Linked DNA regions of Homo sapiens: regions 1 and 3 are each linked to region 2. Evidence: chromatin loops called from intact Hi-C (ENCODE). Cell type or tissue: sigmoid colon. All regions are shown on one strand.

The links. Hi-C counts contacts between places; a loop is a spot of excess contacts. Peaks named below come from ENCODE experiments on the same cell type or tissue, not always from the same donor. Only the 100,000 strongest peaks of a DNase experiment are listed, where the experiment ranks them.
Region 1: a loop joins it to region 2, with 2.3 times the contacts of the local background. A loop is called at or near these places in 2 of 110 quality-filtered maps.
Region 3: a loop joins it to region 2, with 12 times the contacts of the local background. A loop is called at or near these places in 3 of 110 quality-filtered maps.

The regions. Positions count from the first base shown.
Region 1 is chr12:116,356,740-116,360,739 of GRCh38, reverse strand. No RefSeq gene overlaps it. Among named protein-coding and RNA genes, the nearest start is that of MIR4472-2, 70 kb to the left of the region's middle. RefSeq lists a silencer at 1,543-1,632. In sigmoid colon, no CTCF peak of the experiment used is centred here; a DNase peak (open chromatin) is centred at 1,539; H3K27ac peaks cover 1,158 bases.
Region 2 is chr12:116,453,775-116,457,774 of GRCh38, reverse strand. No RefSeq gene overlaps it. Among named protein-coding and RNA genes, the nearest start is that of MIR4472-2, 27 kb to the right of the region's middle. RefSeq lists enhancers at 372-871, 2,592-3,130. In sigmoid colon, no CTCF peak of the experiment used is centred here; DNase peaks (open chromatin) are centred at 883, 1,574, 2,094, 2,988 and 1 weaker place; H3K27ac peaks cover 1,959 bases.
Region 3 is chr12:116,318,449-116,322,448 of GRCh38, reverse strand. No RefSeq gene overlaps it. Among named protein-coding and RNA genes, the nearest start is that of MED13L, 43 kb to the right of the region's middle. In sigmoid colon, no CTCF peak of the experiment used is centred here; DNase peaks (open chromatin) are centred at 2,408 and 3,478; H3K4me3 peaks cover 561 bases; H3K27ac peaks cover 942 bases.

The DNA.
Region 1 (4,000 bases), 97 kb after region 2:
CTGAGGTGGGCGGATCACCTAAGGTCAGGAGTTTGAGACCAGCCTGACCAACATAGTGAAATCCCATCTCTCTGCTAAAAATACAAAAATTAGCCAGGCATGATGGTGTGTACCTGTAATTCCAGCTACTTGGAAGACTGAGGAGGAGAATGGCTTGAACCTGGGAGGTGGAGGTTGCAGTGAGCTGAGATTGTGCCACTGCACTCCAGCCTGGGTGATAAAGCAAGACTCTGTCAGAAAAAAAAGAAAGAAAAGAAAGAAGGAAGGAAGGGAGGGAGGGAGGGGAGGGAAAGAAAGAAAGAAAAAGAAGGAAGGAAGGAAGGGAGGAAGCGGAGGGGAGGGAAAGAAGGAAGGAAGGGAGGGAGGGAGGGAGGGGAGGGAAAGAAAGAAAGAAGAAGGAAGGAATGGAGGGAGGGCGGGGAGGGAAAGAAAGAAAGAAAAAGAAAGAAGGAAGGAAGGAAGGAAGACCGGTGCGGTGGCTCACGCCTGTAATCCCAGCACTTTGGGAGGCCGAGGCAGGTGGGTCACGAGGTCAGGAGATTGAGACCATCCTGGCTAACATGGTGAAACCCCGCCTCTTCAAAAAAAAATAATAAATAAATAAAATTAAAAAATTAGCCGGGCGTGGTGGCGGGCACCTGTAGTCCAGGCTACTCGGGAGGCTGAGGCAGGAGAATGGCGTGAACCTGGGAGGTGGAGCTTGCAGTGAGCTGAGATCGTGCCATTGCACTATAGCCTGGGCGACAGAGCGAGACTCCGTCTAAAAGAAACAGAAAGAAGGAAGGAAGGAAGGAAGAAAGGAAAGAAGGGAAAAGAAAAGAAAAGAAAGAAAAGGAGGGAGGGAGGGAAGGAAGGCAGGAAGGCAGGGAGGGAGAAAGAAAGAGAAAGAAAGAGAGAAAGAGAAAGAAAGAAAAGAAAAGAGAAGAGGAAATTTTCCTACCACCAGCACATTGAGGGCGGGGAATCGTCAGAAGTTCACAGATCAGAGGATTGGATTCTGTCTTTGCATTGAACCTGGCAAAGTGAGGTAGAGAAAAATAAAAAAGGCCCCCAGCCTCCCATGCCTGCATATCTTGAAGTTTGTGGTCAAGATCACAGCCAAAGACTCACACCAGCTAAGTCACAAAGTTTGGCTCAGCCTGGGGCTTCCTGGAAACCACTAAGCTGAAGAGGTTCGTGAGGTCCCCACAGTTCATTTAGAATTCACAACCTTCCCCTATGACATTTTTGTTTCTAACATAGATCTCCCCTAAGGAAAGGGATAGAGCTGCCACAGAGAACAAAATGCTCTTCAGCCCTGAGTTCATCAGTTCTTGCTGTACATAAACACCTTTTTCCCCCCCCGTAACACAGGAAATGCAGGAAACCAGCACCAGCTGATAAAAAAAAAAAGACCCCCCCCCCCCCACACACACACACCCACACACACACACACACACACACACCCACACACACAAGCTTTCCAACTTGTCCAGAAAGTTGCCCACAGCACTTCTGGCCACGCTGGGCTGGGCCACTGTGACGTCAGGCCGGCAGTCAGCCAATGGAGGAATGGTTCTGACTTTCTCATCTGCATATTGCGGTGGCATTGGTTCAGATTTCAGGGCCGTTTGTATTGTGGTGGTTTCTTTATGTTCAAGGTTATCCACACCAGGCAGAGGACAAACTCCACTCCTGGCCTTCCTGCCCAGCTAGATTTAAGGATTGTAACCAGGACAGTGAGTCCCTTCTGGGAAAGGGGCCTCGTGGAGGTTATGAAATCCAGCAGGTCATGGAAGGAGAAACGATTGACAATCCAGACGGGATGGAGGCAGGAGTTGGCTCAGTAACCCCATCTTTCCTATCCACCAGCACTCCCCTGCGCTTCCCAAGTGATTTAATTATCCATTCTTTAACTGCAACTCGGTTAGCCCTGAAATTTGGGTGAAGAGAAATCAGACACAGGTTACTTGAATTACTATGCTTGGTTTTATCTTGTAGACGAATAACTCAGGCATGTGAATTGAACATGCAAATGTGTGCAAAACAACATGCATAATTTAAGATTCTCAAATTAACAGAGGAGAAACAATTGAGTAACCTCACTGCTTTCTCTGAAGCACAGTTTTCTAAGAATATTGTAACCATTTTTTTTTTTTAGCTGTCTGACAGAAGGGATTGGAAAATAGAAGGAATTTAAAGCAAAAGGGTGGATGTAGCTATCAGTGGCAAGAAAAATGCAGGGAGATTGCAATATTAAAATATAGTCAAATTTCACTTACTCGGATATCACTGAGTTTGGATTTGGTGTAAATCACCTCAAACTTCCCTTTACTTTGATGCTAACTATAAATACGGTATTGGTGTGTATTAGAGCTCTGGTTCTCACCTCCAAGGTTTGATTAAATAAGTCTGGGTAGAAATAAAGAAATTATAACAAGTGTCCCAAATATTTCTGTCAACGGGGGACTACCGCTGAGAAACTGCCTTGATTTTCCAAGCCACTTTTAATTTTAAATGTTTATTTCCCCATGGTCTTCACAAACCATTGAAATATCTCAGCAACTAAAATATTCCAGCATGCAAACTTGATCTCTTCGATTGACTACCCCACCCAAAAGCTGTGCAGAAAGCCCCCTAGCACGTACACTGATTTGGACTGGAAACTGGAGCCGCCGTCGCTGTGAAGAGATGTGAAGTGACCAGACTTCCATGTGTGATGATTAATTTTATGTGTCTACTGGACTAGGTTAAGGGATGCCCAGATGGCTGGTAAAACATTATTTCTGGGTATGTCCGTGAGGGTATTTCCAGAAGAGATTAGCATTTGAATCGGTAGATTGAATAATGTTTGCCTTCACCAATCCAGGTGAGCGTCATGTCATCCACTGAGAGCTCAAATAGAAAAAGGTTTAGGAAGCATGAATTTGCTGTCTGCTTGAGCTGGAACATCACCTTCTCTTGCCCTCAGGCATCAGCACTCCTGGTTTGGGGGACTTAGGATTCAGACTGGGACCTATGCCATTGGTTTCCCTGGTTCTCAGGCCTCTGGGCTTCATTGGACTGGAACTATACTACCAGTTTTCCTGGGTCTTCAGCTTGCAGATGGCAGATTGTGGAACTTCTCAGTCTTCATAATTGTGTGAGCCAATCCCCCATAATAAATCTCTTTCTCTATATCTACACATTTCCTATTGGTTCTGTTTCTCTGGAGAACCCTGAGTAATACAGCCTATAATAGACCAAGCGCCCCAGACGCTGGCGCTGCTATCCCAATTCTGCAGCTCTCGGCCAGCAACTGAGCACGTCAGAGACACTAAGGCAGCCTGTTCATGGGAGGTGCAGGGCTCCTCCAATGGTGACTTGAGCTTGAGAATTCTCCAAGGGCCTTCCCAAACCTTCCTTAGACTGCATGGGAGTCCAGGACACTCCCACCCAAATTTCTTCTTTTTAAAAAAAAATTTTTTTTACCCATCATAAACTAGATCCTACCCAACTTTCCCTTCCCTTCCCTCCCCTCGCCTCCCCTCCCCTCTCCTCCCCTTCCCTTCCCTCTTTCTTTTTTATAAGACAGTCTCACTCTGACACCCAGGCTGGAGTGCAGTGGCATGATCTCAGCTCACTGCAACCTCTGCCTCCAAGGTTCAAGCAATTCTCCTGCCTCAGCCTCCCGAGTGGCTGGGATGACAGACCTGTGCCACCACACCTGGCCGATTTTTGTATTTTTAGTAGAGACGGGGGTTTCTCCATGTTGGCCAGGCTGGTCTCGAACTCCTGGCCTCAAGTGATCCACTCACCTCGGCCTCCCAAAGTGCTGGGATTACAGGTGTGAGCCACTGTTCCAGGCCCCCACCCAACTTCCTTTCCTCTCCCCTTCATTTGGGATTGTGTGGCCCTCCTCACTTTCTCTGTCTCCCTCCCTGCTTCTCCCACAGACCTTTCTTCTAATAAATCCTTTCTGCTTTAAATTTATTTTTAGTCTCTGCTTCTAGGAGAACCATGGCTAACACAAAAGATTTTG
Region 2 (4,000 bases):
AAGTCTTGGGAGAGCCACTCAGATGGGAAGCAGGTCCCAGTGGGGGAGAAGGGCACCAAGTGGAGAAAGGGGGCAAAGTAGGTCCAGGCAGTGGGAAAGGTAGGTGCAAAAGCATAGTGGCATGACAGGGTGTGGCTTAGGGACACTAAGACCCACAGACTCGTAGTAATAACAACCTCTTAGCACTGGGCTAGGTGCTATGTTGCTTTCTCATGATCAACCTCACAACAGCCCCGTGAGATAGGGGCTAGGAAATTAGTTAATATATACACAAAGCACATGGCCAAATCCCTGGCACACAGAAAGCCCTATATAGGTGTTTGCTATGATATTCATGGTACTGCTACTACTACTACTACTAATAATAATAGGGAGCCATGGAGGGTTTTAGCAAGAGAGAAAATGAGAGTAACAGGGAGGAATGTGGATGGAAGGAGCAGGAGCAGAGATGGTTTAGACCAGTGGTTCTCAGCCAGGGGTGGTTTTAACCCCACCCCCCATCGCTACCCCCACAGGACATTTGGTCTGGAGTCATTTTTGCTGTGACCATGCGAGGGGAGTTGTTCGTGGTGGCATCTAATAGAGGCCAGAGATGCCACTAAACATCTTACAACACAGGACAGTCCCCCACAGCAAATAATCATCCAGCACTGAATGTCAATAGGACTGAGGCTGAAAAACCCAGATTTAGATTAAGTATGGGGGCTGTTGCGGAACAGAATATGGGTTGTCAAAAGGAGGCTCCAGGCAGAACAAGGGCCCTGGGGTGGCCAAAGATTGGAAGAGCCTACTCCCCTCCCTTCCCTCCTCCCGCCAAGTGAGCGCCTCTCCTCCCCATCTGCAGTGTGTGCTGAGGGTGGGGAGGATGGTAGCAGAGAAGGCATGGGTGGGGCTGGCAGGGAGAAGTGCTGGAAAGTCTACAGGCCCTGGCAGACTGGCCAGTGACCTTCTCTCCAGCTCCTGTATCACAGGCTCAACATATTCCTTGAATGGGGGTAGATATCCTGCGTCGGGGTCTGGTTTGCCTCGCGGAACACCCACCCTGGAAATAGGGACCCGTCGCCACTCAGCTTGCAGATCACAAAACCCCAGGGGCAGCTTTGCCCTTCTTCAGTCCTCAGAGTTCCAAATGTGATTTCCTTCAGTAACATAAGCACAGAGGGAAGGGAGGAGGAAAGTGAGTGGGGAAAGAGAGAAACAGCGAGTCAAAACCAGTGAGGACCACCAGGACAGAGCCTGGGAGGGACAGACAGACTCAGCAGGAGAATGAAATGTGGAGAAAGAAAAACACAGACTGAGACTGAGAAAGAGAGATCGAGACGAAGCTGGAGAGGGACAAACGGAGAGTGGTGGAGAAACAACGGAAAACCCACGTAAGAGAGAGCCAGACAGATTGAGAGTGGCAAGAAGAAACAGAAATGGAGAAGGAGCAAAAGAGAGAGAAAGGTTGACGGTGGACGGGCAGACTAAGAGTGTGAGCAAGGGACATCTTTCCTTGCAAACTCCATGGTCCGCTGCCCAGTAACTCTCCAAGGCTTTGCCATATTTCAGCCACGGAACTGGGGAATTGGGAAAGTTTTCTCATCACAGGTCCGGGACGAGTGAGCATTGTTCCCATTATTGCTGGCATTCTCTGCGAACTGGACATTAGCCAGCAGGAAATTCCTGGGACAAATCTTTCCACTCAGAGTTTTTTTAAAACTTTTATTTATTTATTTTAATTTTTTTTCTTTAGGGACAAAAGAAAAAAAAGATCAAGAGGCAAAAAGAAAAAGAAAAAAAGAAATGAACCACCTGATACAGGAAAAACATATCTAGCAACAGCCTCAGTTGGGCCAGGGGAGGCTGAGAAGCCACTGTGTCCGCTGCGCTTCATTCTTCCCCTGGAAGGATTTATGATCTCACACTGCCATGACATCACAATGCGTTGCCATGGGTCCCACTTTATTATCATAAACAAAACGCCGTTCCTTGGGCCACTGCCTGTCTGAGCAGGAGGGGAGAAAAAGCCTCTGGGTAATGTGTTTTCTTGGGAAGGCAGCTTGTTCGGAAGTCTGAAAAGCTGCAAAGATAGTTGTACATACAGTTCCCTCCCTGTAGCCTCTGGACAAGGTTTGGGACGGGAACAAGAAGGATGAAGTCAGCTCCCTGCAGGAGGATCTCCAGCTCCGCGTGTTCTCACTGCCAAAAAGCAGCTTCCCCGGGCCTCCCTCACTGCTCCAAACAATGTTTTTATTCATTCACCGAAAATGCATGGAGTACCTACTGTGTGCTAGACACTGACAGAGCTGGGGCAGGGATCAATGAAAAACGTGACGCCAGCCCCACCCCTTTCAGAATCTTTAATACTTAACAGCCCGCAAATAACATGAATGTGTAAAATTGTAATTTGGGTTAAGTCTGCTGAAGGAAGCAAACAGGAAGCTAGGATGAGAATGGAGGGAAGAGGCTATTTACATGAGCAATCTGGGAGGGCCTCTCTAAGGAGGTGACATTTTAGACCAGACTTGAAGGAGAAGTAGGAATTGGCTGTGAAGGGCAGAGGGAGGTGGCAGTAACTAAGGCAGGACCAGCCACACCAGGAAGAGTGACCGTCGGGATCTAAGTTCCCACCAGGGGCCTCTTCCCACGTATTTTATAGAATTCCTGGGTAGCTGACTCAGATGAGAGGGCTTATTATGAGGAATCATCGTTGTCATGAGTCTGAGCTGAGTAAAGCTTCCGCACCCTGCCACAACCATGCCAGAAAACCCTCATTTCCATTGCAGAACTGTCAGATCGGCACTGTGAAAACAAGTCAGCCAAGAGCAGAAATACCTGTAGGACGCAGAGGGGGCTCTCCCCAGCATAAGGCCATTTTGCAAGAAGCAAATAATGCTCTTAAGCAGCAGGAAGGAGAGAGGGAAGGGAGGGGAGAGAAGCCTTGGGGACAGATGTGGGGGCACTGCCTGTGGGTCAGGAGGCCAGGTGAAGGACAGGTGGGTAAGCCGTCCCCGCCCCTCCCAGGAGATGAACCATGAGGGAGTTAGGACTCTGGATATAGAAGAGAACGAGAGGCCAGGCATGTTGGCTCACACCTGTAATCCCAGCACTTTGGGAGTCTGAGGCAGCAGATCACCTGAGGTCAGGAGTTCAAGACCAGCCTGGCCAACATGGTGAAACCCCGTCTTTACTAAAAATACAAAAATTAGCCAGGCGTGGTGGCAAGTGCCTATAATCCCAGCCATTTGGGAGGCTGAGGCATGAGAATTGCTTGAACCTGGGAGGCTAAGGTTGCCTCCCATGTTCCAAGACCGCACCACTGCACTCCAGCCTGGGCAACAAGAGTGAGACTCTGTCTGAAAAAAAAAAAAAAGAAAAAGAATAGAACGAGAGCTTCTAGATCATCTGAACAATGATGGGGACACGGAGGCCCCAAGTAGAGAAGGAGCTGGCCTGAGGTGGTACGGGAAGTTAGGCGCAGAGCCCTTCCGCTCACTTGCTGTGTGACCTTGGGAAGCTCACTTCACATCTCTGAGCCCCTGTCCCCACTGTAACATGGGAAGAATGCATATAAGGCTCTTTACACTGCTGCAATATATAGAGAGGGTTGTTTTTTGACCCCTACTTCCTGGAGAACACGTTCATTAAACCATGCTGGCTTCCCATTTGTTAGTTCATTTCATACTCAGGGTGGCCCTGACAGGTAAACATGGCTGTCCATGCTTTACAGATAAAGAAACTGAGGCCAAGAGGGGTTGAGTAACACACTCAAGGTTCCACAGCCAGGTATAAGGGCCAGATCCCCACCCTACCTGCCTGACTTCAAATGGAGTCCGTGTTCCCGACAGAAGCTTGGCCTTGTCCTGGGATGCATGAATGTGTGTATGGATAATTGGTACTGACCCAGAGACACAGAGCTAGGATGGAGACAAGGCTGAAGAGATGAGAGACCCAGCTTGCTGGCCAACAGTGATGGTGTGCCAGAGGACAGAAGAGACGCCAGGATGTGGGAGAGAAG
Region 3 (4,000 bases), 140 kb after region 2:
TCTTCAACTTCCCAACCCCTCTCAACCTGGTACTGCCAGAGAATGACACCCTAACGTGTAAAGATGGTAGTTCTCAATGGGGGAGACAACACTGCCCGCCAGGGGACTTGGACAATGTCAGGAAACATTTTTTGGTTGTCACAACTTGGGGATGGTGCTGCTGGCATTTAGTTGGTAGAGGCCAGGGGTGCTGCCAAACATCCTACAATGCACAGGACAGCCCCCGCAATAAAGATTTCTCCAGCCCAAAAGTCAGTAGTAAGGACCCTGCCCGGGCCAGGCGCAGAGACTCACACCTGTAATCCCATCACTTTGGGTGGCTGAGGCAGGAGGATCGCTTGAGTCCAGGAGTTCAAGACCAGCCTGGGCAACATAGCAAGACCCCATCTCTACCAAAAATTAAAAAATAAAAAATTAGCCATGCATGGTTAGGTTCACCGGTAGTCCCAGCTACTTGGGAGTTTGAGATGGGAGGATTTCTTGAGCCCAGGAGTTGGAAGTCGTAGGGAGCTATGATCACACCACTGCACTCCAGCTCCAGCCTGGGGGACAGAGTAAGACTTTGTCTCTAAAAGAATAAAAATTAAAACAAACAAACAAAACCACCTACCCTAAGGCATGTAAGATATGTAATGAATTAACTTCTAGCCAATGGCTCTAGTTAGGCACCATCCTTAGGTGAACAGAGAGAGTAGTGGCTCAATTCATTTTCAGTCAGGCTTTATTTTATCATGGAACTCTGATTGAGAAAGGTTGGTACCGTGGCTACTCAGAGCGTGGTCCATGGACCGGCAGCATCAGCATCCCCTGGGAACTTGTTAGAAATGCAGAGTTGGCCAGGCATGGTGGCTCACGCCTATAATCCCAGCACTTTGGGAGGTCGAGGCGGGTGGATCATTTGAGGTCAGGAGTTCGAGACCAGCCTGGCCAACATGATGAAACCCCATCTCTACTAAAAATACAAAAATTAGCCGGGTGTGGTGGTGGGCACCTATAGTCCCAGCTACTGGGGAGGCTGAGGCAAGAGAATCACTTGAGCATGGGAGGCAGAGGTTGCTGAGCCAAGATTGCACCACTGCACTCCAGCCTGGGCAACTGATCGAGACTCTGTCTAAAAAAAAAAGAAGATGCTTTGTGTCTGGAGTTCAGCGAGCGAAGAGTGATCAGAACTGAGAATGGTGAGGCCAGCAGGACATGAGGGACTTTATTCTAGGAACAAGTGGGAACGGTTCTGCTGGGCTTGATCCCCAGCCCCTTATCTGGTGTGGCACAGGCAGGGATGCTATTTGTGACCATGGGACAGGGTGAGGCTGTTCTAAGCAGCTGAGAGAACTGGTCAGACCAGGGTCGGAATCCCATGAATGGTAATTGTCCCAGGTGACCCAAGTCTGCTGTGAGACAGAGCAAGAACAATGCTGATGGGGCCACATGGCTCCCCCACCCCTCTGACTTAAGGCTACAGAGTCATTATGTCAATATATTTTTGTACAGATTTTGTAGTTTATGACACATTCTGGCAACGTTTAGATGCAATTTCAATGAGCCAGAATGTAGTACTGTAAACCCAAAACTGGATATCCCTTAAAGCTGTTAGAATCTGGCAGGAGACCTGCTCCCAATTACAAGCACAGTTTCCAACTTCACTATTCCCATCCTCAAAGCACTGAAAACAAAATCCATTTTTAATGAGGGACTACCAAACACTTTGCATTCTATTAATGTCCCCTTTGGGCTTCCAAGCACCAGCATACCTTACACACAAGGACTGACCCCTCCTAACTGATTATCAGGGCAAGGGAGCTTCTGCAGGTTTCCCTCGCCAGCACAAATATGACGACTGAATGAATGGGCATTAAGTCATTCTGTTGTCATCTTCTTCAATGTCTATCAGCACATGGATGGCCTATGGGGCCGGGTGGGGATTCAGGTTCAAAAGAAGTCATTTGCTCACACAGACAGTATACATTCAGCTGCCTGTCTCCCTAGCATACGACTCATCTTACAAACCATCCATTATCCACTCGGCAACTGGCAAATGTGAACTTGGCCAATGTCGAAGCAGAACGATGAGATTCAAGTTAGAAGAAGTGGGAGAAAGTGGGAAAGTACAAAGAGGAACCAGACGGTTTTCCAACCTGTAAGAACATGTTGTATTTACCAGGCCCAGTACAAAAGCCAAACTCTGTTCCTGTTGTTTGTCTTCTGCTCGGGGGCCTGGGTTATGTTTGGTGCAAATAGGACAGTGCACCCCCTCACTTCCATCTGATGATTGGCGTATTGTTTAGAGACGATGAGGGGTAATCTTGTGCTCTGGAGGAAGTTGGCAAGAAAGTTTAATTCTATAAAAAGAAACGCGCGGTCAGGATTCGGTTTCCTATTCTGAGTCAAGGCAGAGAAGAGAGTCAGAAATTCCAACCCAGAGGGTCAGGACGGGCTCCAGGACCTCTTGAATCACATCTGAAACATGTTCCCCCTGCTCCTTTCTCCTCCCTGTTCTTACAACTGGCCAACTGGGATTATACAACTTGCACTAATTTTATCCCACATGCGGCTGTTTCTTATTAGGAGCCTGTACCTTTTTTTTTTTTTTCCCCTGTGCCGTGTCATCTCTCTTCAATCAGGTGAGTAACTCCACTTCTTAACAGGGAGATTCTGTTCATTTTCTTGGCTGGACTCAAGAAATGTGCACTTAACTTTTTCTTAAAGTGTGAACGTTCATGTTTTTAACCCCGTCATCTGCCTTTCTCTCGCCTAAGTCTTGCTTTCCCCATTCTGAAAAGCTCTACTCAACCAGCAACCAACGGAAAAGTGAACATTGGGTGTCAATCAACAGAATGATTTTGGTCGCCCAATACCCAACAACTGTTTCTAGAGGGTTTTGTTTTCTCCCCCACCAAACTGGTGCTTTTTTTTTTTTTTAACTGAATTCACCAGATGTTTTGGCAGTGGATAAAACCTGGCTTTCCTGTCTTCCAAGTGGATGAAATTGGATCCAAATCACAGCACGTTGCCTCCGCTTCACCAACCAAGTACTTAATGGTTGTTGAGAATAATGCAAAGATTGAGATCAATTTTTCTTTAGGCGTCGGGACTATCGGATCCAGGTGTTAGCATTTTCTGGCCTTCCGGGCCTTGCAGTGTTTCTAGGGAAACCCCAGATCCATGAGTACGAGTGGGTTTCCCTACTGTTACCTTTCTTCATCATTTCGATTTTTCTGGCTGTGTTTCAGAAACTGCAAAACCGCACCCCGAAACCCCTCTGTGGAGGGTGAAATGCAACAGTGGCACACGCACGATTCAATCACGTCTGGAGGAAAACTGCTATGCAATTCCTATTCCGTCTTTGCAACTCCAGGCCTCCCCGAGCCAGAGGGAGAAGCGGGACTCCTTCGTCGGCCTCCAGTCCCTCTCTCCCCCATGCCCTGTTTGGCTTAGCACAAGCCTGAGCGTGCCATGCCACCTCGCCAGACCTTGCCAAAATCCGTGAATGGCACAGAACGCACATTAAACAGATGGAATGCAACATACATGTAAAGAAATAAGAGCTTTGCCAGGAAAGTTGGCAGCGGCTCCAGAATGCTTTAAACAGTGTGGGGAGGGGGGGTAGGGAGAGGGAGCCCAGAGTCGGCGAGGCTGCCTCCTTCTCCAGAGCTGTTTCTTTTACAGCCATGACCTGTTTTGCCAGTCAAGATAAATACCGTTTTAAATGCCCCCTTTTACTGGCTCCTGGTACCTTGGCAATGCAGTCTGAAATATGACCTGCTCTCATTGGAAAAATGTCCTTTTAAGTGAGTGGAAAGGAGGTACTCCTTCTAACCAGTCAGTAGGAAGGTTGTGGATGGCGGAGCGCTCTGAACACAGACACACTCGGGAAGTAGATGGAACCGCCATGGAGTCAGTACTGCTCGTTTATAAGCCACTGCCTTTAGAAAGTTCGTCGTAGACACAGAGTCACGACTGGGGAGCGCGGAGCTCAATGTCTAGGCTTTTCTGGCACCTT